Regions from separate parts of the Homo sapiens genome. Here all the other regions are linked to region 3. The links are chromatin loops, found by intact Hi-C in ENCODE. Cell type or tissue: ascending aorta. All regions are shown on one strand. Links, peaks and the distances in the headings refer to the core of each region. The heading gives the core; the rest is flanking DNA.

The links. Peaks named below come from ENCODE experiments on the same cell type or tissue, not always from the same donor. Only the 100,000 strongest peaks of a DNase experiment are listed, where the experiment ranks them.
Region 1: it touches region 3 in a loop (24-fold over the local background); 6 of 110 quality-filtered maps call a loop at or near these places.
Region 2: a loop joins it to region 3, with 6 times the contacts of the local background. A loop is called at or near these places in 3 of 110 quality-filtered maps.

The regions. Positions count from the first base shown.
Region 1 is chrX:315,953-326,003 of GRCh38, reverse strand. GTPBP6 (GTP binding protein 6 (putative)) reads left to right here and starts at 7,208. Exons shown (of 10, transcript NM_012227.4): 1 at 7,208-7,565; 2 at 8,953-9,090. The coding sequence starts at 7,217. LINC00685 (long intergenic non-protein coding RNA 685) reads right to left here and starts at 6,859. Exons shown (of 1, transcript NR_027232.1): 1 at 4,672-6,859. In ascending aorta, for the core only: a CTCF peak has its summit at 7,064; DNase peaks (open chromatin) are centred at 5,593, 5,783, 7,013, 7,713 and 1 weaker place; H3K4me3 peaks cover 2,954 bases; H3K27ac peaks cover 1,728 bases.
Region 2 is chrX:2,321,033-2,331,083 of GRCh38, reverse strand. The region is part of intron 3 of DHRSX (dehydrogenase/reductase X-linked); the gene reads left to right. It overlaps LOC124905239 (a long non-coding RNA gene), which reads right to left and starts at 10,049. Exons shown (of 3, transcript XR_007068382.1): 1 at 9,168-10,049; 2 at 1,559-1,685. In ascending aorta, for the core only: no CTCF peak of the experiment used is centred there; a DNase peak (open chromatin) is centred at 5,813; H3K4me3 peaks cover 1,418 bases; H3K27ac peaks cover 1,111 bases.
Region 3 is chrX:1,389,683-1,399,451 of GRCh38, reverse strand. SLC25A6 (solute carrier family 25 member 6) reads left to right here and starts at 7,339. Exons shown (of 4, transcript NM_001636.4): 1 at 7,339-7,553; 2 at 9,725-9,769. The coding sequence starts at 7,443. LOC124900597 (serine/arginine repetitive matrix protein 1-like) reads right to left here and starts at 7,444. Exons shown (of 5, transcript XM_011546186.2): 1 at 7,221-7,444; 2 at 6,689-7,110; 3 at 3,904-4,322; 4 at 2,228-3,080; 5 at 591-627. The coding sequence starts at 7,444. The coding sequence ends at 3,060. LINC00106 (long intergenic non-protein coding RNA 106) reads right to left here and starts at 2,427. Exons shown (of 3, transcript NR_130733.1): 1 at 2,228-2,427; 2 at 494-627; 3 at 40-85. RefSeq lists enhancers at 6,839-7,441, 6,885-7,479, 7,480-8,075. In ascending aorta, for the core only: no CTCF peak of the experiment used is centred there; DNase peaks (open chromatin) are centred at 7,191, 7,721 and 9,401; H3K4me3 peaks cover 3,134 bases; H3K27ac peaks cover 3,223 bases.

The sequences.
Region 1 (10,051 bases), core at 4,344-9,343, 1.1 Mb after region 3:
CTGGGCGAGCGAGCGACACTCTGTCTCAAAAAAACAGACAACGGTCACTCCCAACCAACTCACATTAAACCCTTCTCTCAAGGGCTATGGATAAACAGTTTGAATTTTAAGAACACAAGCTGCCATGAGACATTTTAAATGTTTTTGTCAGCAAAGGGCAGAAAGTTATAAAACTCAATGACAGGAAATTGCAAACATATAAGATTATAGTAGGTAAAATATCAACCCAATCTTTTTTTTTTTTTTTTGAGACAGAGTCTGGCTCTGTCACCCAGGCTGGAGTGCAGTGCTGCAATCTCAGCTCACTGCAAGCTCCGCCTCCTGGGTTCACGCCATTCTCCCGCCTCAGCCTCCTGAGCAGCTGGGACTACAGGCACCTTCCACCACACCCAGCTAATTTTTTGTATTTTTAGTAGAGACGGGGTTTCACCGAATTAGCCAGGATGGTCTCGATCTCCTGACCTCGTGATCCACCCACCTCAGCCTCCCAAAGTGCTGGGATGACAGGCGTGAGCCACCGTGCCCGGTTTTTTTTTTTTTTTAAACACTTGTGAAGGTGCACAGGTAAATGATCAGATTTTTTTTTTTTTAAGATGGAGCCTCGCCCTGTCACCCAGGCTGGAGTACAGCAGCATGGTCTCAGCTCACTGCAACCTCTGCCTCCCGGGTTCAAGCAATTCTCCCACCTCAGCCTCCAGAGCAGCTGGGATTACAGGCACCTGCCACAACGCCCCGCTAATTTTTTGTATTTTTAGTAGAGACAGGTTCTCACTATGTTGGCCAGGTTGGTCTCGAACTCCTGACCTCAGGTGATCCACCTACCTCGGCCTCCCAAAGTGCTGGGATGACAGGCATGAGCCACCGTGCCCAGCGTAGATTTATTGGATTCTAAAATGCACAATTCTCTGTGTCTGGGTGTTTCTGAAACCAAGGTCATCTCACCATCCACAGGAATCTTTAATAGCTTTTTCCCCCCAACAGTTATTACCATCCATGGTATATGAAAGTCAAGAAAACAGGAAACTCTCAAAACCAAGTTCCGAAAGCCCTGGTGCTTCTGCTAAGCTGGCTGCGGCCTCCTGTGTGTTTCGAATACCAGCCACACTGTGGCAGCCGCATCTCACCAGGCAGGCCTCCATAACGGCTTCAGTACCGACTGAGTGGCAAAGTTACATATAAAAACCTGAAAGAGGCCGGGCGCGGTGGCTCACGCCTGTCATCCCAGCACTTTGGGAGGCCGAGGTGGGCGGATCACCTGAGGTCGGGAGTTCAAGACCAGCCTGACCAACATGGAGAAACCCCGTCTCTACTAAAAATACAGAATTTAGCCAGGCATGGTGGCAGCTGCCTGTAATCCCAGCTACTCGGGAGGCTGAGGCAGGAGAATCACTTGAACCCGGGAACCCGGGAGGCAGAGGTTTCCGTGAGCTGAGATCATACCACTACAGTCCAGCCTGGGTGACAGAGCGAGACTCTGTTTCAAAAAAAAAAAAAAGAAAAGAAAAAAAAATTGTTACAGAGAAGAGGGTCTCGCTATGCTGGCCAGGCTGGTCTCGAACCCCTGAGCTGAGGCAACCCTCCTGCGCTGGTATCCCACAGTGCTGGGATGACAGGCCTGAGCCACCGCCCCCGGCCATCTATGGCTTTTTATCTCCAACGTGAGGCAAGGAAGAGGCACAGCTCAGGAGCGAGCTGAGTCGACGGCAGATGGCGCCCAGGTCCCGAGCCAGCTGTGTCTGCAATGCGGCCACCTGCACGTCCCCTCTCATCCCAGAGCTCACCCTCCGGAGCCATCATCCCCCCAACACGCAGGGCTCACCCTCCAAAGGGCCCCTGGCGGGGTCAGGGCCTGCGTGGTGGTCCGTGGACTCGCTTACCGACCCTCCTTCTGCGCGGCCTCCTGAAGCCCTTGGATGGCTTGGAGGGCACGGGGACCAGGTACTAAAGGATAATCATGGCTACACACACGTCCCTGAGCTCACCACCTGAGGACGCCCTCATTCCGTCTCTATGAACAGGGCAGACGGAACCCAGGAGCCCAGGAGATTGATGGTTACACACACACACACACACACACACAACGTCCCTGAGCTCACCACCTGGGGACGCCCTCATTCCATCCCTATGAACAGGGCAGACGGAACCCAGGAGCCCAGGAGATTGATGGTTACACACACACACACACACACACACGTCCCTGAGCTCACCACCTGGGGACGCCCTCATTCTGTCTCTATGAACAGGGCAGACGGAACCCAGGAGCCCAGGAGATTGACGGCTACACACACACACACACACACACACACACACACACACACACACAACGTCCCTGAGCTCACCACCTGGGGACGCCCTCATTCTGTCTCTATGAACAGGGCAGACGGAACCCAGGAGCCCAGGAGATTGACGGCTACACACACACACACACACACACACACACACACACACACACACACGTCCCTGAGCTCACCACCTGGGGACGCCCTCATTCCGTCTCTCAGTCTATTAACAGGGAATACTGAGCCTGGGAGACTGTCGGCTACACACACACACCCAAGCTCACCACCTGGGGACACCCAATGCTCCTCCCCCAGCACCTTCGAAGCTCTCATTCCGTCTCTCAGTCTATTAACAGGGAAGACGGAGCCCGGGAGAGGCCTCGTCCCGCGCTGCCCCGGCGAATCTGGGTCCCGATTCTGAGTTCAGTGGTGTTAGAAATAATAGGGTATGTGCCCCCTTCAGGGTGAATATAGCTAACCCCATTTACCCAGGCTGTGCACGTCACAATTCCACTCGTGGTGTAGCTGGGACCACAGGCACCCACACACCACACCCGGCTAATTTTTAAATTTTTTTTTTGTAGATATGGGTTCTTACCATGTTGCCCATGCTGGTGTCAAACTCCTGGGCTCAAGCGATCCTCCCACCTCAGCCTCCCGAGTAGCTGGGACCACAGAAGGTCCATCCCACACCCCCACCCCACCGTCAAGCTCTCGCTTTAGGGCCCAGGCTGGAGTGCAGTGGTACAATCTCAGCTCCCAGGCTGGAGTGCAGTGGTACAATCTCAGCTCACTGCAACCTCCACCTCCCAGGTTCAAGCAATTCTCCTACCTCAGCCTCTGGAGTAGCTGGGACTACAGGTGTGTGCCACCACGCCCGGCTAATTTTTGCACATTTAGTAGAGTCAGTGTTTCTCCATGTTGGCCAGGCTGGTCTCAAATGCCTGACCTCAGGTGATCCACCCACCTCGGCCTCCCAAAGTGCTGGAATGACAGGCGTGAGCCACCGTGCCTGATCTCAGACACCTTTTGGTGCTTCTTGTTTGAGATGGGGTCTCACTCTGTCACCCAGGCTGGAGCACAGTGCTGCAATCTAAGCTCACTGCAGCCTCCACCTCCTGGGCTCAGGTGATCCTCCCACCTCAGCGTCCCGAGCAGCTGGGACCACAGGCACCCACCACCACACCAGGCTAATTTTTCTTTCTTTCTTTCTTTTTTTTTTTTTTTGTAGATAATAGGGTCTTACCATATTGCCCATGCTGGCGTCAAACTCCTGGGCTCAAGCAATCCTCCCACCTCAGCGTCCCGAGCAGCTGGGACCACAGGCACCCACCACCACACCAGGCTAATTTTTCTTTCTTTTTTTTTTTTTTTTTTTTTTTTTGTAGATAATAGGGTCTTACCATATTGCCCATGCTGGCGTCAAACTCCTGGGCTCAAGCAATCCTCCCACCTCAGCGTCCCGAGCAGCTGGGACCACAGGCACCCACCACCACGCCCGGCTTTTCTTTTTTTTTTTTTTTTTTGTAGATAATGGGGTCTTACCATATTGCCCATGCTGGTGTCAAACTCCTGGGCTCAAGCAATCCTCCCACCTCAGCGTCCCGAGCAGCTGGGACCACAGGCACCCACCACCACACCAGGCTAATTTTTCTTTCTTTTTTTTTTTTTTTTTTTTTTGTAGATAATAGGGTCTTACCATATTGCCCATGCTGGCGTCAAACTCCTGGGCTCAAGCAATCCTCCCACCTCAGCGTCCCGAGCAGCTGGGACCACAGGCACCCACCACCACACCAGGCTAATTTTTCTTTCTTTTTTTTTTTTTTTTTTTTTGTAGATAATAGGGTCTTACCATATTGCCCATGCTGGTGTCAAACTCCTGGGCTCAAGCAATCCTCCCACCTCAGCGTCCCGAGCAGCTGGGACCACAGGCACCCACCACCACGCCCGGCTTTTCTTTTTTTTTTTTTTTTGTAGATAATGGGGTCTTACCATATTGCCCATGCTGGTGTCAAACTCCTGGGCTCAAGCAATCCTCCCACCTCAGCGTCCCGAGCAGCTGGGACCACAGGCACCCACCACCACGCCCGGCTTTTCTTTTTTTTTTTTTTTTGTAGATAATGGGGTCTTACCATATTGCCCATGCTGGTGTCAAACTCCTGGGCTCAAGCAATCCTCCCACCTCAGCGTCCCGAGCAGCTGGGACCACAGGCACCCACCACCACGCCCGGCTTTTCTTTTTTTTTTTTTTTTTTGTAGATAATGGGGTCTTACCATATTGCCCATGCTGGTGTCAAACTCCTGGGCTCAAGCAATCCTCCCACCTCAGCGTCCCGAGCAGCTGGGACCACAGGCACCCACCACCACGCCCGGCTAATTTTTCTTTTCTTTTTTTTTTTTTTTTTTTGTAGATAATGGGGTCTTACCATATTGCCCATGCTGGTGTCAAACTCCTGGGCTCAAGCAATCCTCCCACCTCAGCGTCCCGAGTAGCTGGGACCACAGGCACCCACCACCATGCCACACTAAAATTTTTTTTTTGGGGGGGAGGGTAGAGAAGGGGTCTTACCATGTTGCCCAGGCTGGTGTCAAACTCCTGGGCTCAAGCGATCCTCCCACCTCAGCCTCCCGACATGTAAACGGTGGCTACATTTCCGCACAATCCCCGCGGTCTCCCTCATTCTGTTTTACAACTACTCCCACATAAAGTAACGTAGAAAGACGAGCCCCGTTATTCCCTTAGAAGGTAGACTGGAGCTTGCAGGAAGCTGTAGGATAAACATTCAGAGGCCAACTGAGATAAAACGAAACACCCAGGTGATTTTAAGCTAATCAAGAGCCCCTTTCACGTGGGTGATTTTAAACTAATCAAGAGCCTCTTTCACGCAGGTGATTTTAAACTAATCACGTTCTCCCTTCACAGAACTAAAAAGGGAGGTTAATTTACACAAACGCGCAGGCTACAGCCACCCGTCCTGCCTAGGGACTTCGGGCCAAAAATGCCACCTGTCACACCTCCAATCCAGGCGCTGCAGGGCTGTTAGGAGGGGAATTAGCAGCTGGGATACCCCGATCCTACAAGGAGGGGGGTTAGCAACCCCTCCTGAAATACCAAAAAGGCCTCGGCTTCCTGCAGACGCTTAAGGAACATGCCAATCACAACCGATTTCCTGAAAAACGCAAGAAATCCTGGTGAGGGCTGGGGTTGCAGGACGCTCTGCACACCACGGGTAACAGTTTTGGGGTAGCTTCTCTGAGACCGGCTGCCTCTTACTGTCCCCTGGACCAGGGGGGCGCCGCTCTCATCCTCCTGGCATCTCCCAGGCCCCTGCCCCACTCAGAGCTCCACCGCAGGGGCTCCCGAGGCTGGACTCAGACCCGCTGGATCCCATCCAGGCCCCCAAGGCAGCAGTGGAGACCCTCAAGGCTGGACTCCAGCCCCTAATGTAGACTCAGGGACCCCTGGGATGGATGGGTTCGAACCCCCAAAGCTGACTTCAGGACCCTCAGAGCTGGACTCCACCCTCCAAGGCAGCATTCGGGACCCTCACGGCTGGACTCGAGGCCCACGGCAGACATGAAGACCCCTGGGAGGCGTCCGGGACCCCCAGGACTGAATTTGAGGCCCCCAGGCAGACGTGGGGGCCCCTGGGCGGTGGTCAGGACGCCTGGGGCTGGACCCAACCCCCAAGGCAGACGAGGAGAACCCCCGGGCGGCATCCGGGCCCCCCAGGGCTGGACTCAAGCCCCCAAGGCTAGACGTGGGGACCCACCTGGGCGGCGACCGGGACCCCCAGAGCAGGTCTCAAGCCCCAAAGGCAGACGTGGGGGCTCCTCGGCGACGTCCAGGACCCCCAGGGCTGGACTCAAGCCCCCAAGGCTAGACACGGTGACTCCGGGGTGGCGTCCGAGACTCCCACGGGGGAACTCCAGTCTCCAAGGTAGACGTGAGGACCCCCGGGCGGCATCGGGGACCCCCAGGGCGGGACTCGAGCCCCCAAGGCAGACGCGGGGATGCCGAGGCGGCGTCCAGGACCCCCAGGGCGGGACTCGGGCCCCCAAGGCAGACGCGGGGACGCCGAGGCGGCGTCCAGGACCCCCATGGCTGGACTCGAGCCCCCAAAGCAGACATGGGGACCCCCTGGGTGGCGTCCGGGACCCTGAGAGCTGGACTCGAGCCCCCAGGGCAGACGTGGGGACTCCGGGGCAGCTTCCGGGGCCCCCACGGCGGCTCTCCAGGTTCCAGGGCAGACGTGGAGACCCCTGGGCGACGTCACGGACGCCCAGGGCGGGACTCGAGCCCCCAAGGCAGACGTAGGGACCCCTGGGCGCCGTTCTCGATCCCCGGGGCTGGAGTCAAGCCCCCGAGGCGGCGTTCCGGACTCTCGCAATCAGACTTGGACTCCACCCAGCGCGGAACGGGGTAGGACGGGAGCGAGGACGAGGTGAGTGAAGGCAGCGCTGCCGCCGCCGCCGCCGCCGCCGAGGCTCGGGGTCCTGGCGCCTACCGGGCCGGCGGCTGCACCGCGGGATGGGTCTGCCAGGAGCCGCCCACGCCGAACAAGAAGCGGCCCGGTCCCGCCTCCCCCGCCGGCAGCGCGTGCCAATCACCAGCACCTGATGCGGGGCGACCAATGAGGAGCACGCCCTGCCGGGGCGCGGCGCTAGGGAGCCCGCCCCGGCCGCACGCCAATCACCAGCACGTGACAAGGGATGACCAATGAGGATCACGCCCTATGCTGCGGAGAGGCGCTGGTGAGCACGCCCCAGCTGCACGCCAATCACTAGCACGTGACGCCGGATGACCAATGAGGAGCACGGCCTGTGCCGGGGAGAGGCGCTGGTGAGCCAGCCCCGGCCGCACGCCAATCACGAGCACGTGATGAGGAGCGGCCTGTGGGCAGCCCCCGCCCCAACGTTCAGCCTCCAGACGCGCCATGTGGGCCCTGCGGGCCGCCGTACGCCCGGGGCTGCGGCTCTCCCGCGTGGGCCGCGGCCGCTCGGCTCCGCGGGCAGCCGCGCCGTCCTGCCCCGCGCGCGCGCTAGCCGCTGTCGGCCGCAGGAGCCCCGGGAATCTGGAGGGGCCGTGGGGCGGAGGGCGGGGCCTGCGGGCGGACGGCGGCCGAAGCCGCACGGGAGACGACGAGGAGGAGCCGGAAGATGCGGACGAGAACGCCGAGGAGGAGCTGCTGCGGGGAGAGCCTCTGCTGCCGGCGGGGACCCAGCGCGTGTGTCTGGTTCACCCTGACGTCAAGTGGGGCCCGGGGAAGTCGCAGATGACTCGAGGTGACCGCGGCAGGGCTTTCGGGGGAGAAACAGGAGCTGGAGACCTGGGGGCGGGGCTCTGAGGGGAGGGGGCTCATAGGTGGAGATTCAGGGGCGGGGCTCTGAAGGGACGATCTCATAGGTGGAGATTCAGGGGCGGGGTTCTGTGGGGAGAATCTCATAGGTGGAGGCGCAAGGGCGGGGCTCTGCAGGAAGGATTTCATAGGTGGAGATTCAGGGGCGGGACTCGGGAGAATCATAGCTGGCGATGCAAGGGCGGGGCTCTGGGGAGGCTCATAGGTAGAGATTCAGGGACGGGGCTCTGACCTGAGAATCTCATAGGTGGAGACCCAGGGCGGGGCTTTGAGGGGAAGAGCTCAGGTGGCGACGTAGGGGCGGGGCTTCAGGGGGCCAGGCTCTAAGGAGAGGGTCTGATGGTTGGAGATGCCAGGGCGTGGCGCTGAGGGGCGGGGCTCTGAGGGGAAGAGCTTATGGATGGTGATGCGGGGGCGGGGCTCTGAAGGGAGGATCTCATAGGTGGAGGTGCATGGGTGGGGTTCGGGGGAGGAGCCCATGGGTGAAAGGGCGGGGCTTATGGGGAAGAGGGGAGGATATCATTGGTGGAGGTGCGTGGGCGGGGCTTCGGGGGAGGGGCCTATGGGGTAAAAGTGCGGGGGCGGAGCTTATGGGGTGGAGTCCGTGGGATGGGGTGGGGCCCGTGGGGTCCGTGGGGTGGGGTGGGGTGGGGTGGGGTGGGGTGGGGTTGGGTGGGCCGGGGCGGTTCTCGCCGATGGGACCTACGTTTCTCTTGCTCTGGGTTAGAGGTAGGCACGGTGTGTTTGAGGTCAGGGAAGGGAGGGCGTCCAGCGGACCAATCTGTGTCTAGTCCCACCCCCCACCCCCCAGGAGGAAATGCAAATGAATAAGTCGCTGCACGTGTCAGAGTCTCATAAAGGTTGATTTTTCCCTTGGAAGCTCCTGTAGTCGATGAGTGGTTTTTCTTTACGGGTGTTTTCCAAAATGGCTAATTCCTGGAACAGATGAAGCCCCGAACTGCTCAGAACAGCGCGCAGACCTCTTGCCTCTCTACTCCCCAAACCTGCCGGTGGTTCCTCAGTAATCCCCTGAGCACCCGCAGCTCCCGGGTTCCCTGCTGCGCCCGCCTGGAGCCCAAATTCCATGTAAGGCAGGGTCGCCCTCGTGTCCCGCTGTGGCTCCGGTGTCCTTCTCCCGTCAGATTCCTACTTAGAGGCCCTGGGGGGACGAAGTCATATCGGGGGACAAACGGCGGCTCAAGGTGCCTTCTCCGGGGAGATTGTCTCAAGGGCAGGAGGAGGCCTCCCCGGGCAGGTGTGGACGGGGGCCCCGGGCAGAAGCGTCTCTCACGGTGGCCCTTGTGTCCCCGCAGCCGAGTGGCAGGTGGCGGAGGCCACAGCGCTGGTGCACACGCTGGACGGCTGGTCCGTGGTGCAGACAATGGTCGTGTCCACCAAAACGCCGGACAGGAAGCTCATCTTTGGCAAAGGGAACTTTGAGCACCTGACAGGTGGGTCCGTCCAGACCTGCTCCTTCCCCAAACCTCCTTTCCTGTCCGCCGCTACCGAAAACATCCAACCGAGACATGCTGAAGTACGGGGGTCTTGCGGGGCCAGAGGGGAAGCGGCCTCTCGGATTGCCCAGGTGAGCTGGGAGCACACGCCAGTAGGAGTCGGAGGACGGTGAGGCTTTATCTGTGTCGAGATTCACACCGGGCCCTGGAGAGACTTAAACTGGTAAAGATTAGGTCGGGGCAGTTTATAGAGTCCAACAAACAGGGTAGGCGGTGGACCGGCTGTAACCCCACCTGCCCCTGCAGGCCCCAGCCAAATCCTCCTCCTGGGTGACCCCCACCCCACCAGCAGTCTCTTAGGGTGGGGTCCAGCATGCGATCCTTGCGCTTCCCAGGTTTCTGACCATCCCGCTTCCAGTAGAGTTGGGAAGACGCTACTCACTTGCCCAGGTGGGGGTCGGCTGCCCTGGGTCACCTGCCCAGGTGGGGGTCAGCTTTCCTGCCTGACTCAGATGCATCTCACCCCTGCTGGGATGTGTTCACCCTGTGTGTGTGTGTGTGTGTGTGTGTCCCCAATGGGATGTGTCCACGGTGCATGTGTGTGTGTGTCTGTCCCTGTCGGGATGTATTTACTGTGTGTGTGTCTGTGTGTGTGTCTGCGTGTGTATGTGTTTGTGTCCCTGCTGGGATGTGTTTACTGTGTTTGTGTGTGTCTCTGTGTATGTGTCTGTGTGTGTGTCTGTCCCTGTCGGGATGTATTTACTGTGTGTGTGTGTGTGTGTGTCTGCGTGTGTATGTGTTTGTGTCCCTGCCGGGATGTGTTTACTGTGTTTGTGTGTGTCTCTGTGTATGTGTCTGTGTGTGTGTCTGTCCCTGTCGGGATGTATTTACTGTGTGTGTGTGTGTGTGTCTGCGTGTGTATGTGTTTGTGTCCCTGCCGGGATGTGTTTACTGTGTT
Region 2 (10,051 bases), core at 2,850-7,849, 930 kb before region 3:
GTTGAAGGGTACAACTACCAAGTGTGGGAGTCTGGGCTCTACCCCATTACTGGACATCTCCAGAGCCTGTTCTCCCTTCTGCTAAGTTTGCGGGTCGCTCAACATTGTCTCCTTGGACGTGTGATAAGTCTTCCTGCTCCTCCTTCATCAGTCTTTAACATTTGAGAGACATTTAGAGTGGCCTGGACCAGGCTCTTTGCTCATTCTCTTTTCTTCTACTGAGGCCTCTTTCACAAGTAGGTTTTCTCATCTCTCTCTTCTTTCATTTATTCTCTCCTTCATTCTCTCTTTCTCATTCTCTTATTCTCTCTCCCTGTCTTCTTTCCTCTTCTCTTCCCTCCTCTTCCCCTCCTACTTCTTCCTTCCCCTCCTTCTCCTGCCCCTCATCTCCTCCTACTTCTCCTCCTCCTTCTCCTTCTTCTCCTTCATCTTCTTTCGTTTCTTCTCCTTCCCTTTCTCTCCTCCTCCTTCTCCTTCTCCCTTTCCTTCCCTTCCCCTCTCTTCCCCTCCCCTTCCCTCCCCTCCCCTCCCTTCCCTTCCCTTTTCTTTTCTTTTTTTTTTTCTTTCACGGAGTCTCACTCTGTTGCCAGGCTGGAGTGCCGTGGCGCGATCTCAGCTCACTGCAACCTCTGCCTCCCCGGTTCAAGCGATTCTTCTGCCTCAGCCTCCTGAGTAGCTGGGATTACAGGCATGCACCACCCTGCCCAGCTAATTTTTGTATTTTTAGTAGAGATGGGGTTTCACCATGTTGGCCAGGATGATCTCAGTCTCCTGACCTCGTGATCCACCTGCCTCAGCCTCCCAAAGTGCTAGGATTACAGGCATGAGACACCGCACCTGGCCCCTTCTACTTTTTTTTTCCCTTCTCCTTCACCTCCTCTTCCCCCTCCTCCTGCTTCTCCTCCTCCTCTTTCACCTCCTCCTCCTTCCTTTCTCCTCCTCCTCCTTCCTTTCTCTCTGTCTCTCTCTCTCTCTCTCTCTCCCTCCCTCCCCCCCCCCCCCCCCCCCCCGCCGTCTCTCTGCTTCTCTCTCATTCACTCTCATTGACGTCCATATCCAAATTTTTGGAATCGCAGTGCTGCCCTCTTAGTTCTTTGTCATGAACCATCTGTTGCCCTTGGATTGTTTTACCTTTTGTATCCTTGGCAGCTTGACATACCCATGGTCTAAGCAAGAGTGTTTTCTCTGAAAGTGCAGGCATGAGCTGATACTTGTGTGTTTCATCCATTATCAGCACTGTTTTATGCATGTAAGGAGGGTGTGTGGCATTTGCTTCGTGGGTTGTAGGAAGGGACACCCAGGAAACAAACAACTAAAGTGAAGCTTTCCTGCGGGCTAGGATTTGAAGGTCATACTAATGTCCTTCGAGAGAGTTAATGTCAAGAATTGGTGTGACCAAACAGTGGTGGATGTCATAGTGTTTTCCTCTTTTCATAGGTTCACTTTTCAAATGAGACAGTAGCCATGAGGGACCATCCATGCAGGCTGAGACTAGTCTTCAGGAAAATATCTATGCCTAGTAGTTTCAGAAAGGTTAGGGTTGCATAGATGTACCCACCTGTCCATCCTGATCCTTACTCTAAATTCGACCTCTTCTATCATTGCTTTCACCATCACTGTCTTGTTGGTGATGGGCCCAGCTTCGAGAAACTCAGATCTGCCTCAGTGCTGCTGGAGCTGGAGAGCTGGAAGAAAACCAATATGGCGTTTGAACCGCACAATCCAAAAGTATTGTAGCAGCACTGATTCATAGGTTCCTTCTCAGTAGAACCTCTTTTGAATTCCTCCAAACAAAGCCTTCTATTTGAGCCATGGCCCTTGAGTAGACCGATGTCATGGACTATTAGAGTATGCTATTGGTGCTCCAGCTACCCATGGCCAACCACCAGGCATTACTTAGGTAGAGCCCCACTGCCTGGCCTATGCACCAGGCATCAACATGAGGTTTCATAAATACCTGGGAGTACAAGTGCAGAATCTCTGTTGAAAGAATGCAATACTCTTTTTATTTCTTCACCGAATAATTAAATAATTTTTATTTCTTCATTAAAGGGCAATTGAAGAGAAGACAACATGTCTCTCTTAGTAGGTACCATCCCCGAGTAGAACTCATCCTCCTCTGTGCAAAGATTCCCATTGTTCAGATCACTCTAATGCTTTGAGGAAAACCTCCCCACAGTGTAACATACAGAACACTCTTCCGGGGGTTATGGCAGATGCTGGAGTCTCTTCTACCACCACCTAAAGATGCTGGGGTACTCTGCAACACCACCTGAGGAAAGGAACAGGATGAAACACCTGTTGTATTAGTCACCTAGGGCTGCCATGACAAAATACTACAGGCTGGGCCGCTTAAACAGCAGACTTTTATTTTCCCACAGTTCTGAAGGCTGGAAGTCTGTGAGATCAAAGTGTGGGCAGGGCTGGTTCTTCCTGAGGCCTCTCTGCTGGGCTTGTAGACACCGTCTTCTCCCTGTGTCCTCATAGGGTCGCCCCTCTGTGTGTGTCTGTGTCCTCATCTCCTCTTATGAGGTGTCTTAGTCCATCTCAGGCTGCTATCACAGAATACCATAGACTGGGTGACTTATAAACAACAGACATTGATTCTCTCACAGTCCTGGAGGCTGGAAGTCTGAGATCCAGGTATGGGCAGGGCTGGTTCCTCCTGAGGCCTCTCTCCTGGGCTTGGAGACGCCATCTTCTCCCTGTGTCCTCACAGGGTTGTCCCAATGTGTGTGTCTGTGTCCTCATCTCCTTTTCTTATGAGGTGTCTTAGTCCATTTCAGGCTGCTATCACAGAATACCATAGACTGGGTGGCTTGTAAACAACAGACGTTTATTCTCCCACAATCCTGGAGGCTGTAAGTCCAAGATCAAGGTGTAGGCAGGGCTGGTTCCTCCTGAGGCCTCTCTTGTAGGCTTGTAGATGCCATCTTCTCACTGTGTCCTCGCAGGGTCGTCACTCTGTGTGTCTGTGTCCTCATCTCCTCCTCTTTTTTTTTTTGAGACGGAGTCTCGCTCTGTCGCCCAGGCTGGAGTGCAGTGGCGGGATCTCGGCTCACTGCAAGCTCCACCTCCCAGGTTCAAGCGATTTTCCTGCCTCAGCCTCCCAAGTAGCTGGAACTACAGGTGCGTGCCACCATGCCTAGCTAATTTTTTCTATTTTTAGTAGAGATGGAGTTTCACCGTGTTAGCCAGGATGGTCTCGATCACCTGACCTCGTGATCCACCCACCTCAGCCTCCCAAAGTACTGGGATTACAGGCGTGAGCCACCACACCCGGCCTCATCTCCTCTTCTTATAAGCATCCCAGTCTTCTCGGATTAGGGGCCTCCCTGGTGACTTTGTTTTACCTTAATCACCTCTTTAAAGACTATCTCCAAATATGGTGACATTCTGAGGTCCTGGGCGTTAGGGCTTTAACATAGGGATTTGGGAGAAGGAATCAGCCCATCACAGCTGTGCATTCTAAGACTCCAGTGACTTTGTGCTGACAATGGCTTTTCCTTGGGTAGCTCTAACCAGATGGTCTGGCTGGGTCTATCTTGAGTCTAGTGACTCCCACCACGAGGCCAACTGAGCAGGGTGGCCAGGAAAGCCTGTGGCCTTACAACAAGGTGATGCTCACCTGCAGCACACAGGCCATCACTGTAGCTCTGCTGGCTTTATTCTTGGGTTTATAGTGATGGCTTCTTTCTGCCTCTGCCTCCCTTGAGGCATCTCGTTTCTGTGGTTGGAGTACTGTGAGCCTAAGAGACAGAGAGCATGTCCACAGTCAGGCTTCCCTTACTTGCTTCAGTAGCATCTCATGAGTGTTTCCAATGCATTCAGGGAGACTCTTCTTCACTGAAGGAGTCAGATCCATTTTGCAGCTTTGCTGCTTGGAACCTTGATGGAATGGCTGAGTACATGGCCGCCAGCGTCACTCATGCACGAAAAGTGTTGTTGAAAGCTAATAGAAACTGAAATCTGGTCGGGCACGGTGGCTCACGCCTGTAATCCCAGCACCTTGGGAGGCTGAGGCGGGTGGATCACCTGAGGTCAGGAGTGCGAGACCAGCCTGGCCAACATGGCGAAACCCCATCTCTACTAAAAATACGAAAAATTAGCCGGGCATGGTGGCAGGCACCTGTCATCCCAGCTACTCAGGAGGCTGAGGCAGGAGAATCGCTTGAACCCTGGAGGTGGAGGTTTCAGTGAGCCGAGATTGCGCCATTATACTCCAGCTTGGGCAACAAGAGTGAAAATCTGCCTGGAAAGAAAAAAAAAAAAAAGAAAAACTGAAATAGAAGATTTCCCTTCCCCCAGTTCACTTTGACTGCGCTAAAGTAATTTCCTTTGAGGGCAGAGAGGACACGGATTGCTTTGGGCATACTTCAAAATGCTACTGTCTCCCTAGGAATATTGCAAAGTGGTTACTTTCCCCCAATAACACACAACTGGATATTTCTTTGATCTTCACCCTGGGAACCTGGTGGAGCTCCCGGAGGTAAAATTTGTGAAAGTACAAGGTCCCCTCTAAGATGGGCCCCCAGAAGTTTTTCTGTTGTTGTTGTTTTTTGAGACAGAGTCTCGCTCTGTCACTCAGGCTGGAGTGCAGTGGTGCGATCTGGGCTCACTACAACCTCCACCTCCCAGGGTCAAGCAATTCTCCTGCCTCAGCCTCCCGAGTAGCTGGGATTACAGGTGCCTGCCACCACGCCCGGCTAATTTTTGTATTTTTAGTAGAGACGGGGTTTCACTATGTTGGCCAGGCTGGTCTCGAACTCCTGACCTCAGGTGATCTGCCCGCCTTGGCCTCCCAAAGTGCTGGGATTACAGGTGCGAGCCACCATGCCTGGCCAGGAGTTTTTAACTTACTTAGGCTTGTCCACTGTCAGCCTGCAGCTGTTTAATAATTACCCTGCAAATGTGTCCATCAGGTGCTGGCTCCAGCAGGAACTCCTAGACAAGCACAATTCCACTTGCCACCTGTCTGTCCAGTCTTCAGGCAGCATTTCGTCTTGTGATCTCTATTTTCTGATGGATCGCAGAGTTGCTGATTTTCAGTATGTTCTGCTCTTTGCCTATTGTGAGGATAGGAATTAAAATGCGCAAGCTCTCTACATGTTAGTGAAGTGGCTACGTTGTCTGGGGTATATACCCTGGGGTTCGTCATTGGGCATCAGGAAAATTTAGGACAAAGACACACACGAGGAGTTTAGGAGTGGAAGTTTAATCAGGAGAAGAGAAAGAGAAATGGTTTTCTCTATAGAGAAAGGGGTCTCCGAGCGGAAAGGACCAGCTGGCACCAAATGTGATGGATTTTATAGTCCAGTTTGAGGAGGCGGTGTCTCATTTACATAGAGCTCAGAGATTGGTTCCATCAAGCATGGCATTTACATAGCCCACAGGAAAGGCTGGTTGCCCACCCTAATCGTTTATGCAAATGGGCTTTGTAGTTGGTCGGGGCTCTCCGAGAGATTGGTTCCATCAAGCATGACATTTACATAGCCCACAGGAAAGGCTGGTTGCCCACCCTAATCGGTTATGCAAATGGGCTTTGTAGTTGGTCGGGGCTCTCGGTCCTGTTTTTCTTACTTTACATGTGGCTGACAAAGAGGAGGGAAGATGGAGCCACTGTCTTGAACGTGTCTAGTCTCTAGTTCCTGCTGGGAAGATGGAGCCGCCGTTTTGAATGTGTCTAGTCCCTAGTTCCTGCCGGGAAGATGGAACCGCCATCTTGAACGTGTCTAGTCCCTAGTTCCTGCCGGGAAGATGGAGCCGCCATCTTGAACGTGTCTAGTCCCTAGTTCCTGCCCGGAAGATGGAGCCGCCATCTTGAACGTGTCTAGTCGTTAGTTCCTCCCGGGAAGATGGAGCCGCCATCTTGAACGTGTCTAGTCCCTAGGTCCTCCCGACATTCACCCGTACAAGCTCCCAGCTGGCTTGTGTATGTCTGCAGCTCGACTTGACAGGCTGTTCATTGTTAGAAAATGACTTGGGGCTGCTTTTCGTTAAAGAGAAAAGCTGCCGGGCGCAGTGGCTCACACCTGTCATCCCAGCACTTTTGGAGGCTGAGGCGGGTGGATCATTAGGTCAGGGGTTCGAGACGAGCCTGACCAGTGAAACCGCGTCTCTACTAAAAAAAAAAAAAACAAAACAAAAATTAGCCGGGCTTGGTGGTGCGTACCTATAATGCCAGCTACTTAGGAGGCTGAGGCAGGCGAATTGCTTGAACCCGGGAGGCGGAGGTTGCAATGAGCGAACATCACGCCACTACACTCCAGCCTGGGCGACAGAGCGGGACTCCATCTCAAAAAAAAAAAAAAAAAGAAAAGAAAAAAGCCTTGCCGAGGACTCCCATACCCTTACTGTCTGCCTAAGTGATTTCTTCTTAACTCCTGTATCACTGGCAGACTCTGAGTTGCCTGTTGGGTGGAGTACTATATTGCCGAGTATCATGACTGTATTAGATGTGAGGGAGACAGTGTGAATAGGACATGGTCCCTGAAGAGCACAGAGCTTTCACCTGGGGCTGGGCGGAGCTTCTGTCCTATCCAGTGTTATGGAACCCTTGCAAGCACAGGTCAAGCAGCTCAAGGGCTGGAAGACGTGCACACAAAATCCAAGGGCAACGTTGGAAAGAGGTTTAGTGTTTCTTAGAAAAATGCCAGAAGGCTGAAGAAGTGGGGGCCCCGAGCAGCTCTGAAGGGTGTGTATGCAATTAAACTGAAGCCAAAGGCTGAGAGAGAGGAGTGAGAGCCGCCTACGGAGCTCTGTGCAGCTTCATCATAAACTCACAGACAGGCTTCATGCAGCGCCGTCTCAGTGCATTCAATGTTTGGATTCCACATGCATGCGTCCTCAACCCCCTTGCAATGCTGTTCTCCTTGGAGGGAAATGGGTCCTTCTTACCCTATCACATGCAGGTATCTGGTCTACCAGATAAATGTGTGAGAAATCACCAACAAAGCAGAAATTACTTTTAATTACAAAGCAGAGTCATCGTAAAACTTTGTGCAAAATCTTTTTTTTTTTTTTTTTCCAGACAGGGTCTCCATCTGTTACCCAGGCTGGAGTGCAGTGGTGTGATCATGGCTCACTGCAACTTCAACTTCCGAGGCTCAGGTGATCCTCACATCTCAGCCTCCCAAGTAGCTGGGATGACAGGTGTGCACCACCACACCCAGCTAATTTTTACTATCTGCTTAAGTCATTTCTTCTTAACCCCTGTATCATTAGAGGAGAAACCGGAAGCCCCTATTTTTGAAATTAGTAACCACCTATCACCTAAAATTCCTCTCATTACTGTGACGATAATGATGATTTTTTCGAGACCGGATCTCACTCTGTCACCCAGGCTGGAGTGCAGTGGTGTGACTGTGGCTCACGACAGCTTCAGCCTCCCGGGCTCGAGTGATCTTCCCACCACAGTGTCTAAAGTAGCTGGGGCTGTAGGTACGCATCATCATTCCCAGCTATGTATATATTTTAAATATTTTGTAGAGATGGGATCTTCCTCTGTTGCTCAGGCTGGTCTTAAACTCCTGGCCTCCAGCAGTCTTCTCACCTGGGCCTCTTAAAGTGCTGGGATTACAGGCGTGTACCACCGTGTCTGGCCAAAAAACATATCTATTCTGGGGTTCATAGTGATGCTTGTTTCTGCCTTGGCCTGTCTTGAGGCATCTCACTCCTGTAGTTGGAGTACTCTGAGTGTAACAGATGGAGAGTATGTCCACACCCACTCTTCCCTCACGTGTTTCTGTAGCATCCCGTAGGAGTTTTCAAATGCATTTGGAGATGTATTCACCCTGTGACAGATTCAATGCATCTCTACAAGGCAGAATAGCTCTACCATGGTGTGGCTATGGCGCTTGGCTACCTGAGTCTTTATTCTGCCTTCCAGGTGCTTGTTGGTTGGATAACTTTGGGTAGGTTCTTGTACCTCTTTGAGCTTCAAGACTGTCTTAGTCAGCTCTGGCTGTTGCAAGAAAATACAGTTGACCTTGATACAAAAATTAGCTGGGTGTGGCGCCTGTAATCCCAGATACTCAGGAGGCTGAGGCAGGAGAATCGCTTGAACCTGGGAGGCGGAGATTGCAGGGAGCCAAGATCACACCATTGCACTCCAGCCTGGGCGACAGAGCAAGATTCCATCTCAAAAACAACAACAACAACAACAAAAAACTAGAGTTGACCCTTGAACAATGTGGGAGTTAGGGGCGTCACACACGTCCCTGGCACAGTTGAAAATCCAAAGATAACTTTTGACTCACCCAAAACTTATGAATATCCTATTGTTGAGCAGAAGCCTTATCAATACCATAAAGTCGATTAACATATATTTTGTATGTTTTATGTATTGTATACTGTATTATTAAAGTATGCTAGAGAAAAGAAAATGCTGTTTGTTTTTTTTTAGCCGGGCGTGGTGGCGCACGCCTGTAATCCCAGCTACTCAGGAGGCTGAGGCAGGAGAATCGCCTTATAAGGAACTTTGAGAATCAAAAATCATAAGGAACTTTCATTCTTTTTTTTTTTTTTTTGAGATGGAGTTTCACTCTGTTGCCCTGGAGTCAGGCTGGAGTTCAGTGGTGTGATCTCTGCTCAGTACAGCCTACGCCTCCCACGTTCAAGTGATTCTCCTGCCTCAGCCTCCCGAGTAGCTGGCACTAAAGGTGCACGCCACCACGCCCAGCTAATTTTTGTATTTTTAGTAGAGACAGGGTTTCACCACGTTGGTCAGGCTGGTCTTGAACTCCTGACCTTAGGTGACCTACCCGCCTTGGCGTCCCAAAGTGTGGAGATTACAGGCTTGAGCCACCACGCCTGATAAGGAACTTTTATTCTAAGTGAAGTAACTCAGGGATGAAAAACCAACATCGTATGTTCTCAGTGTTACGTGGGAGCTAAGCTATGAGGACACAAAGGCATAAGAATGATAAAATGGAATTTGGGGTCTTGGGGGGGAAGAGTGGGAGGGGGGTGAGGGATAAACACTACAAATAGGGTGCAGTATATACTGTTCGGGTGATGGGTGTACCAAAATCTCACAGATCACCACTAAAGAACTTAGGTAACCAAATACCACCAGTACCCCAATCACTTATGGAAAGATAATTAAAAACAAAAAAGGACACCAAACTAAATTTTTAAAAATCATAGAGAAGAGAAAATATATTTACTATTTCTGAAGTGGGAGTGGATCGTCATGAAGGTCTTCATCCTTATCGTCTTCACCTTGAGTAGCCTAAGATGAGAGCGGACAGGAGGGATTGGTCTTGCTGGCTCCGGGGTGGCAGAGGTAGAAGAAAATGCCCGTAGAAGTGGACCCGTGCAATTCAAACCTGTGTTGTTTAAGGGTTAACTGGACCATAGATGGGGTGGCATAAATAACAGAAATTTATTTCTCTATAGTACTGGAGGCAGAAATGTTTACATCCAGGTGGCACCATGGTTGGGTACTTGAGAGGTTCCTCTTCTTGGTTTACAGATGGTCTCGCAGGGCAGAGAGAGAGGGGGGTGGAGCACGAGGGAGCATGTGTGCCCTGGTGTCTCTTCTTACAAGGGCACGAATCCCAACATAAGGATCCCACCTTCACGACCTGATGTAAACATCATCATCTCCCAAAGGCTCCGTCTCCAAATACCATCCCCTTTGGCATTAGGGTTTCCACACATGAGATTCGGGGTGACACCATTCATTCCATAGCAGGAGCCCTCCTTGGCAGACTGGGACACCAACGCCTCTTCCCTCTTGGGCTGACACGAGCTGTAAATGTCAGTGGACATTTAAATACTGCGTTACACATTCGATGTCCTGTCTGCAATGGAGCCGGGTTCTGTAAACATAAGCTGCCATGGCGAAATCGGATCATCATCGCCCATCAAGCTCTTTGGCAGCAGTGCTGTAATCAGTGCAAACATTTATTTATATAAATGCTCCCATCCCCTCGGCATGAAGATATACTTAGGCTCTCTCAATGGACAGCCACGCCACAAGCCCAGGAATGAGAGCTTGTCAGATACTGAGGCTGTTTTCAGAGCCAGTGTTCGGCTGAAGTGGCAC
Region 3 (9,769 bases), core at 4,770-9,769:
GGCATTGCAGGCGTGAGCCACCGTGCCCGGCCTGACTCATTTTTTTTTTTTTTTTACAATCACACATGGTGTCTCCATGGGAGGCCTAGATGAAACAAGAAGAAAATTTGGCTTTGATGATGAAAGGGGGAGTCCAGTGCGGTGGCGCATGCCTGTGGCCCTCACCGCGTGGCAATCAAGAAGGATGAGGCTTCCAGGCCCCTCCATCACACTGGCCTCAGCGTGGGGCCAGGCAGGACCTGACAGCCACCAGGAGATGCCACGGAGCCCAGCCCTGCAGAGCAGCCAGGCCTCTGTCCCTCCTACCTCCCTCCTCCCTCCCTTCCCACGTCAGCCTGGCCCGTAACTGTCCCTCCTTCCTCCCTTCCCACATCAGCCTGGCCCAGAGCTGGGGCGACAGCATCCCGGTCACCTCGGGCTGCCCCAGCCAAACTCCTCTGTCCTGTTCTGAGAAAGCAGGCAAAGTCCCTGCCTACAGGGTTCCCCCACGTACCTGCAGGACACCGTCTGTCTTACGGCACGAAGCCCAGGGCCTCCGTAGGGCTCACAGGCGGCTTCTAGAGAAGATGCCCGCCACAGGTGCTCTCTGCTCCATCTCAGGTGACCACTGGCCATCTCGGAAGAAACCTGCTTTGATGGTTTTGAAGCCTGAAGCTCCTTCCTCTCCAGCCCCTGCCACCCGGGGCGGGGAATGGGGACGGGATGCAGACAGAGGTGGGCCCAGCCCTCCAGGAGTTCTAGGGGCTAGGGACAGATTCCCACCACTTGGATGCCCAGGGAAGGCCCCACCCCAGATTGAAATGTTCATGGGTCCAAGAAGGTTCTGGGAGTCACCCCAGGAAGAGGCCGGCATGGGAGGTGCCTCTCGGTGGAGAGAATCAGAGGCGCCTGCCCTAGGGGGAGCCCAGGCCCCCCTTCGTCTTGGCTGCTGGGAGTGAGCTGGGGGGCCGCATGGTTGCAGCAGGGACCTCCGGCATGGCCTCCCTGTGTTCTGGTGCCCTCGCCATTTGCCCTTAAAGCAAGGGCCCGTGGAGGGAGTCCCCCAGGTGGAAGGAAGTCGGATAAAGGGTCCCTGGGGCTTGTTCCTCTCCCTCTCCCTTCAGTGTCTGCTAGAAATTTTTTTTTTTTTTTTTTTTTGAGACAGTCTCACTGTCGCCCAGGCTGGAGTGCAGTGGTGTGATCTCGGCTCACTGCAACCTCCGCCTCCCGGGTTCAAGCGATTCTCCTGCCTTAGCCTCCGCAATAGCTAAAATTACAGGCGCCCACCACCACGCCCAGCTAATTTTTTTGTATTTTCAGTAGAGACGAGGTTTCACCATGTTGGCCAGGCTGGTCTTCAGCTCTTGACTTCAGGCAATCCACCCCGCCTCGGCCTCCCAAAGTGCTCGGATGACAGGCGTGAGCCACCACGCCCAGCCCGTCTTTTTATTCATTGGAGTAACTGTGCAAAAACAGGACCTCTGGACTCTTAAGAGTCTGTGTGTGGCATGCACAGAACATCCCGAGGATTGTGATGATTTAAAAACCAGTGGGGTGACAAGGCTGGAATTCTGTGCAGGGCAGCCTGGCGGGCCGGGTTCACCCACTAACTCCTCCTCTACTCAGCGAGCACTGCACTATGAGTGTCTGGTGCATACCAGGAGTGTCCGTCTGGCTCTAAAACAGCCTCTGGATTCATCTGGGGGCCGGGGCAGGGGAAGCGGGAGGACAACAGATCCTAAGGATGATGTCGAGTACACAGCTCCTCCCTACCTGCCCAGCTCGAAGGCGCACGTCCAGGGAAGCTTTGCAGAGAGCCCTTTTCCAGGGTAAAAGTCTTAGGGGGCTCTTCTAGGGGGAGAGGTCTTGGGGAGCCCTCTTCCAGGGGGCAGGTCTTGGGGGGCACCTTCACGGGGGAAGTCTTCGGGGGCCTCCTTCAGAGGGCAGTCTTGGGGGGACCCCGTTCGGGGGGCCTTTTGAGGAGCCCTTTTCAGGGGGGTGACCCTGGGAGTCCCTTTTCAGGGATGAGGTCTTGGGGAGCCCTCTTCAGGGGCAATGCCTTTTGGGGGCCCTCTTCTGGGGAAAGGGGTCTGTCAAGCCCCCTCATCCTGCAGCCTCATCAGCCCTCCCCGGACCACACTTCGTACAGGCAGAGCCTCGGCAATGATTAATTACAAAAGATGTGCTGCTGCCCCCACCCGACACAGAGCCTGGCACCCCACCCCACCCCGCACAAAGCCAACCTCACCCCTGCTCTGATTCCTTCCCGGCCGTCCGATGAAGCCTGAAGTCTTCCCGTTAAAACACCTCTGCTTCTGGGCGGGGCGCGGTGGCTCACAGCTGTCATCCCGGCACTTTGGGAGGCCGAGGTGGGCGGATCACTTGAGGTCAGGAGTTTGAGACCAGCCTGCTTGGGCCTGGCACCCAGGATGTGCTTGCCAAATGCTTCTGGAATGGATGGATGGAACCCCATCTCTACTAAAAATACAAAAATCAGGCGTGGTGGTGCACACTTGCTATCCCAGCTACTTGGGAGGCTGAGGCAGAAGACATGCTTGAACCTGGGAGGCAGGGATTGCAGCGAGCCGAGATCACGCCACTGCACTCCAGCCTGGGCCACAGAGCAAGACTCCGTCTCAATAAACACACAAACAAAAAAACCCACATCTACTTCTATTATTAACCCACCTACTTTTCTGAGCCCCAAGGGGCTTTCTGGACAGATTCCAGCAGAGCGGCTGCTGGTCAGGCAGCAGTGATCTCTAAAGCTACGCAGGTAATTTTATCAGATGCTGGCAGAGAAGGGGTTCTCATGGGTGGGTACCTGGCAGGCGGATCGGGGCTCATTCCTTTCTTCTTGGTCCTTGGAGGGGCAGGGCAGTGAGAGACACAGCTCTACCCCCACTACCCAGCAGCTGTTGTCTCTCCCACTTCCAATTCCTGGGTGTGAGGCCCACCTGATCCTCCTTTCCCAAGGAGGCTGTGTGGCCCCAAAGGCCTCCCAGGTCATGCCCTAGTCAGGCATAGCAACTGTGTTGTTCCCTCCCAGATACGAGGGGCAAAGGAGTTAGTGTCCAAGGCTAAGTCCCACGTGCAGCACTCTGTATGGAAAAACAGCCCCAATTAGCAATTCATTCATCCATCCATCCATCCATCCATTCATCCATCCATCCATCTATTCATCCATCCATCATCCATTCATTCCAGAAGCATTTGCTGAGTGAGCACATCCATCTATCCATGCATCCATCCACCCACCCATTACCCATCCAATTATCCATCCATTCCAGAAGCATTTGCCGATCGAGCGCATCCATCCATCCATCCACCCATCCATTCCAGAATCATTTACCAAGCAAACACATCCATCTATCCATCCATCCACCCACTCATTGATTATCCATCTATCCATCCATTATCCATCCATCCATCCCAGAAGCATTTGCCAACAGAGTGCATCCATCCATCCACCCACCCACCCATTCATTATCCATCCATCCATTCATTCTAGAATCATTTGCCAAGCAAACATATCCATCTATCCATCTGTCCATCCACCCATTCATTATCCATCCACCCACTCATTATCCATCCATCCCAGAAGCATCCATTATTCATCCATCCACCCATTATCCATCATCCATCCACCCATTATCCATCCATCCATCCATCATCCATCCATCTATACATTATCCATCCATCTATCCATTATCCATCCATCCATCCATTATCCATCCATCCATCCATTATCCATCCACCCACCCATTACCCATCCAATTATCCATCCATTCCAGAAGCATTTGCCGATCGAGCACATCCATCCATCCACCCACCCATTCATTATCCATCCATCCATCATCCATCCATCCATCCATCTATCCATTATCCATCTATCCATTATCCATCCATCCGTTATCCACTCACCCATCCATCCATCCATCCCAGAAGCATTTGCCAAGCACATCCTGGGAGCCAGGCCCAAGCAGGCGGGCATCCTCCTGGCTCTGAGAGGAGCTTGAGCAGAGCCCACAGACAGCACCACCCTGCTGGCGGGTCACCAAGCCACCAAGCCAGTGCAGGCTGAAGGCTGAGCACACAGAGCACCGGTCTCAGTGTCTGGACATGGTTAGCCGTCCCCACCCGCATGGAAGGAAACTTCTTCTCTCCCCTAAGACAGGCTTTGCAGACTTGGAAAGGGAACGCCGTGTTGCAGGGCTCAGGCCTGGAGCCCCGGCCAGAGCAGATGCGAGCCAGCCTCATCTGGAAATAGCAGCTCTGGTCCCGGCCTCGCTGAGGCACTGAAAACCAGCACCAGGGCCCCGTCCAGCCCGGCCTCGCTGAGGCTGGGAAACAAACACAGGTCTGTAAGGCGCAGCTCCCCAGCAAACTCCCCACCCCTGCCCAGCACCCACAGCGCTCCTGGCCTCTGTCCTCTATTCCAGGACCCCTGTAGCGAGCCTGGCTTGGTCCTGGGTCCTCAGGGGACACTGTCCACCCCCGCTGCCCTGGCAGAGCCTCAGGAATGTGCTTGGTCTCCACAGCCCTCCCCACAGCAATGTCCCAAGGTTAGACCTACCCATGCCTCAGTGACTTCTGAGACACCCGTCCCGCCGCCCAGCAGCCACTCCAGCCTCCAGAGCTGGCCCCAACCTCCAGCCCCAGGCTGAGCCGCCCTCCCCAGAGGTCAGGAAAAGCCTCAGGCAGGGCTCACAGCTGCACCCAGGAGTCACCCAGGGTGACCCCGCTCTCTGGGGCGGGTCACTCCTGCCCACCCACAGCCGGGGACTGTCATTTTCTCAGTACACAAAGGAGAGAAAGGAAAAACAAGAGCGAGAAAGACACAGGGAGAGAAAAGGAAGAGAGAAGGAAAGAAAAAAGAAAGACACAGGGAAAGAAGAGGAAAGAAAAGAAGGGAGGAAGGAGGGAGAGTGGGAGGAGAGGGAAAGAAAGGGAGAGACAGGGAAAGGCAGGAAAGGGAGAGATGGGGAAAGGCAGGAAAGAGAGAGGCAGGGAAAGGCAGGAAAGAAAGGGAGAGACAGGGAAAGGCAGGAAACGCAAGGAAGCAATGGGAAGGGAAAGAAGTGAAAAGGAAGGCGGGGAGGGAGGGACGGGAGAAAGGGAGGAAAAGAGCAAAGGAGACAGGGAGACAGGAAAGAAAAAGGGGAGGGAGGCAAACGGGGAACGGGAGAAAAAGAAAGGAAGGGAGAGGGAATGATGGAGAAAAACAGGAGGGAGGGAGGAGAGAAGAAAAAGGAAAAGGAGGGAGGAGAGAGGAAAGAGGCAGGGAGGTAGGATAGAAAAAGACGGAGGAGAGAAGAAAAAAGAAAAGGAGGCGGGACGCAGTGGCGCACGACTGTAATCCAGCACTTTGGGAGGCCGAGGTGGGCGGATCACCTGAGGTCAGGAGTTCAAGACCAGCCTGGCCAACATGGTGAAACGCCATCTGTCCTTAAAAAAAAAAATAGCCGGGTGGGGTGGCTGGCACCTGTAATCCCAGCTACTTGGGAAGTTGAGGCACAAGAATCTCTAGAACCTGAGAGGCAGAGGTTGCAGTGAGCTGAGATCACGCCACTGCACTCCAGCCTCGGTGACAGAACAAGTCTCCATCTCAAAAAAAAAAAAGGAAAACAGGGAGAAAGGGAGAAACAGAGAGGAAGGAAAGAACAAGACAGGAAAGAATAAAAGGAAGAAGAAAAAGAGAGGCAAAGGGAGAGAGGAAAAATGAAAAAAAAATTAAAAAATGGAAAAGAGACAGCTAGGCGTGGTGGCTCACACACCTGTCATCCCAGCACTTTGGGAAGCCGAAGTGGGCGGATCCCCTGAAGTCCGGAGTTCGAGACCAGCCTGACCAACATGGCGAAACCCCGTCTCTACTAAAAATATAAAATTAGCTGGGCGCGGTGGCGCATGCCTGTCATTCCAGCTACTTGGGAGGCTGAGGCAGGAGAATCGCTTGAACCCGGGAGGCGGAGCTTGCACTCCAGCTTGGGCAACAAGAGCGAAACTCTGTCTCAAAAGAAAAAAAAAACGGAAAAGAGAGAGGGGAGAAAGGGACGAGAGGAAGGGAGACAGGAAATAAAGAGGAAAAGGAAAAGAGAGGGAAGGAGGGAAAGGCAGAAAAGGGAGGAAGGGAAGGAAAGAGGAAAAGGGAAGGAGAGACGGAAAGAGGGAGAAAAAAGAGGGAGGGAGCAAAGAAAAAACAGAGGAAGGGCGGAGGGAGAAAAGCAGAAAAAGGAAGGAAAAAAATGAAAAAGAGGGAAGAAACGTAGCAAGAAAGGAAGGAGAAAGGGAGAGAGAAATGAAAGAAAAAGGGAGGGAGGGAAACGAAGGCAGAGACGGAAAGACGGAGAAAAAGGAGGGAGGCGGGAAAGCAGCAAAAAGCAAAGGCAAGCAGGGAAGGAAGAGACGGGGAGAAAAGGGCGGGCGGGAGAGAGCCGGGAAGGGAGAGGAGGCGGGAGGAGGGAGGAGGGAGGCGGGAGGGAGGGAGGAGGGAGGCGGGAGGGAGGGAGGGAGGGAGGGAGGAAGGGCGGAGTGGGAGGTCGCGAAGGAGGACCCCGGCCGCAGCCCCCGCCGGGCAGACACGGGCACAGACACGGGGAAATAGGGGAGCCCGGGCGGGTGGGCGCGGCCCACGGAACCCCCAGCCCCGGCGCGGAGGGCACCGCGGGGTCAAAGAACGGAGGCCCAGAGAGATCCCCCCCCCACCAACCTAGGCCGGGCGCGGAGGGCGGCGCGGAGTCACGGATCGGCAGCGGGACTGAGCCGCGCCCACGTGGAAGCCGCCGCAGGCTTCGCGCGGGGCCCCCCGGGTGCACGCGGGCAGGGGCCGGGGTCTCCCGACGCACGACCCCGGAGAGTGTTGAAAGGGTCGGAGCTGCCCGGAGGTCAAGGGTCAAGGGTCGGGGGTCGGGGCACCACATGTCGCACATCCCGGCGGGGTCGCCGCGGCCTCCGGGAGAAAGCGGACGACGCACTCGGAGCGAACTGGGCATCAGGGTGGGCTTCTGACTCCGCAGCTGCCCTCCCGCCCGCTCGGGTACTGGCAGCGGCCTGACCTTCACAAGGTCAAGGCTGCCGCGGAACCCCCAGCGGCCCCTACGGCGCATGGGCGGGGCCTGGCTCCCGGCATACCTAGGGGTGCGGGGCGGGACGTCTCCGGGGAGCGCAGCCAATGGGCGCGGTTCGCTGGAGTGCGGGGCGGGACGCAGCGGGATTCCCGGCAGCCCTCAGAGGCGAGGCACGCAGGCTGGTGTGGGGCGGGGCCTGGCGGCGCAGCCAATGAGCGCGGCGCGAGGAGGCGCGGGGGCGGAGAGTGGGCGTGGCGTCGGCGTCTTAGCGGCTGCGCGGTGGCTGCTCCGTCCTTTCGGTCCAGGCGGCGGCAGGGCTGAGCCAGCGACGCCCTCCATTCACTCTCCGCGCCCGTTCTCCGGCTGTCCTCCCGTTCCGCTGCCCGCCCTGCCACCATGACGGAACAGGCCATCTCCTTCGCCAAAGACTTCTTGGCCGGAGGCATCGCCGCCGCCATCTCCAAGACGGCCGTGGCTCCGATCGAGCGGGTCAAGCTGCTGCTGCAGGTGGGGACGCGGGCGCGGCCGCTCCGGGGACTAGGGGACGGGAACCGAGTGGCCGGGTCGGGCGGGGACGTGGGCAGCAGAGCCTTGCAGGCGGGCGCCGGAAGTGGAAGGCCGCGATCGCTTTGTCCACGCGCCGCCGGCTTCCGGGGGCCGCGTCACGTGACCGCTGCTGCAGGGCGTGGCGACGTCCACGCGTGCGCACTGGGCCCGGCGGGCGGGGGGAAATGCGGCACGGATTGGAGGGCGCATGCGCGCTGAGCAGGGCCCATGGACGGACCCTGCGGCTGGCGGGCCTTGACCTTGAGCTCAATCCTGCGGGTCCCCCGGCTGGGACCAACCCTTCCGGTGGATGCCTGGCAGGTGTCTGCTCTTGCTCCCTCCACCGTGAAGGGTAATTCTAAGGCCAATAGGGCAACGAGCCTGCCCGCAGGTGTCCTGGAATAACCAGGATATGGTTATTGGTGGTTCTTACCCCCTTCTTAGCTCATTTGTGCAATTCTGATCCAGAGCAATGCATTTTTTGTCTTTTGGGAGAGGCTTATAGAAAGTAGCATGATGCCTAGGAACATTGCCGCCAGGACGTCCTTGCTAACGTTGTACTCCGAGTGACAGCTCGGTGATGGGAATGAATAGGCTTGGCTGCAAGGACAGGTCACGCCCGCGATCCCAGCGCTTTTGAGAGGCCCGGGGAGTATTGCTTGAGGCCAGGAGTTTGAGAGCAGCCGGGGCCACACAGCAAGACCTCACCTCAAAAAAAATTATTTTAACTTAACGAAGCAGGACGTCCCAGTGCATTGAGAGGCCCGGAGAGGATCGCGTGAGCTCAGGAGTTTGAGACCAGCCTGGGCAACAGAGCAAGACCGCATCTCTAAGATAATTTTTTAAACCTAGTACAGGGTGGCGTGTCCCGGGAGTTTGAGACCAGCCAGGACAACATAGCAAGACCCCATCTCTAAGAAAATTTTTAAAACTTAGCAGGCGGGGTGTCCCCGCACTTTGAGAGGCCCAGGGAGGATCGCCTGAGCTCAGGAGTTTGAGACCAGCCAGGGCAACATAGCAAGACCCCGTCTCTAAGAAAAAGTTTTAAACTTAGCAGGGCGGGGTGTCCCAGCACTCGGAGAGGCCCAGGGAGGATCGTTTGAGCCCAGGAGTTTGAGACCAGCCAGGGCAACGTAGCAAGACCCCGTCTCTAAGAAAATTTTTTAAACTTAGCAGGGCGGGGTGTCCCAGCACTTGGAGAGGCCCAGGGAGGATCGTTTGAGACCAGCCAGAGTAACATAGCAAGACCCCACATCTTAAAAAAACCTTTTTTTTTTTTTTTGAGATGGAGTCTCTCCCTGTCGCCCAGGCTGGAGTGCAGTGGCACGATCTCGGCTCACTGTAGCCTCCGCCTCCTGGGTTCACGCCATTCTGCCTCAGCCTCCCTAGCAGGCACCTGCCACCACACCTTGCTAATGTTCTGTATTTTTAGTAGAGACAGGGTTTCACCGTGTTAGGATGCTCTTGATCTCCTGACGTCGTGATCCACCCACCTCAGCCTCCCAAAGTGCTGAGATTACAGGCATGAGCCACTGTGCCCGGCTTAAAAAATTTTTTTAAACTTAGCAGGGCGGGATGTCCCAGCGCTTCAAGAGGCCCAGGGAGGATCACCTGAGCTCAGGAGTTTGAGAGCAGCTTGGTCATCGTAGCAAGACTCCATCTCTAAAAGTAATTTTTCAACTTAGTGGAGCTTGATGGTTGTGCATCTGTAGACCCGGGTACTCGGGAGACTGAGGCGGGAGGATGGCTTAATCCAGGAGTTGGAGGCTGCAGTGAGGTGAGATCGCACCACTACACTCAAACCCGGGTAACAGCATGAGACCTTGTCTTTTTAAAAAAAGAAAGAGCCGGGTGCGGTGGCTCACGAGGTCAGCAGATCGAGACCATCCTGACTAACATGGTGGAACGCTCGTCTCTACTAAATAAGCAAAAAAATTAGCCGGGCGTGGTGGTGGGCGCCTATAGTCCCAGCTACTCGGGAGGCTGAGACAGGAGAATCACTTGATCACCCCATTGCACTCCAGCTTGGGCAACAAGAGTGACTTGTGTCAAAAAAAGGATGCACCCTGTAGCTGGGATGTTTCTGGGTGGTTGGCCCTGGGTCTGGTCTGAACACCCTCTGCGTCCCCCAGGTCCAGCACGCCAGCAAGCAGATCGCCGCCGACAAGCAGTACAAG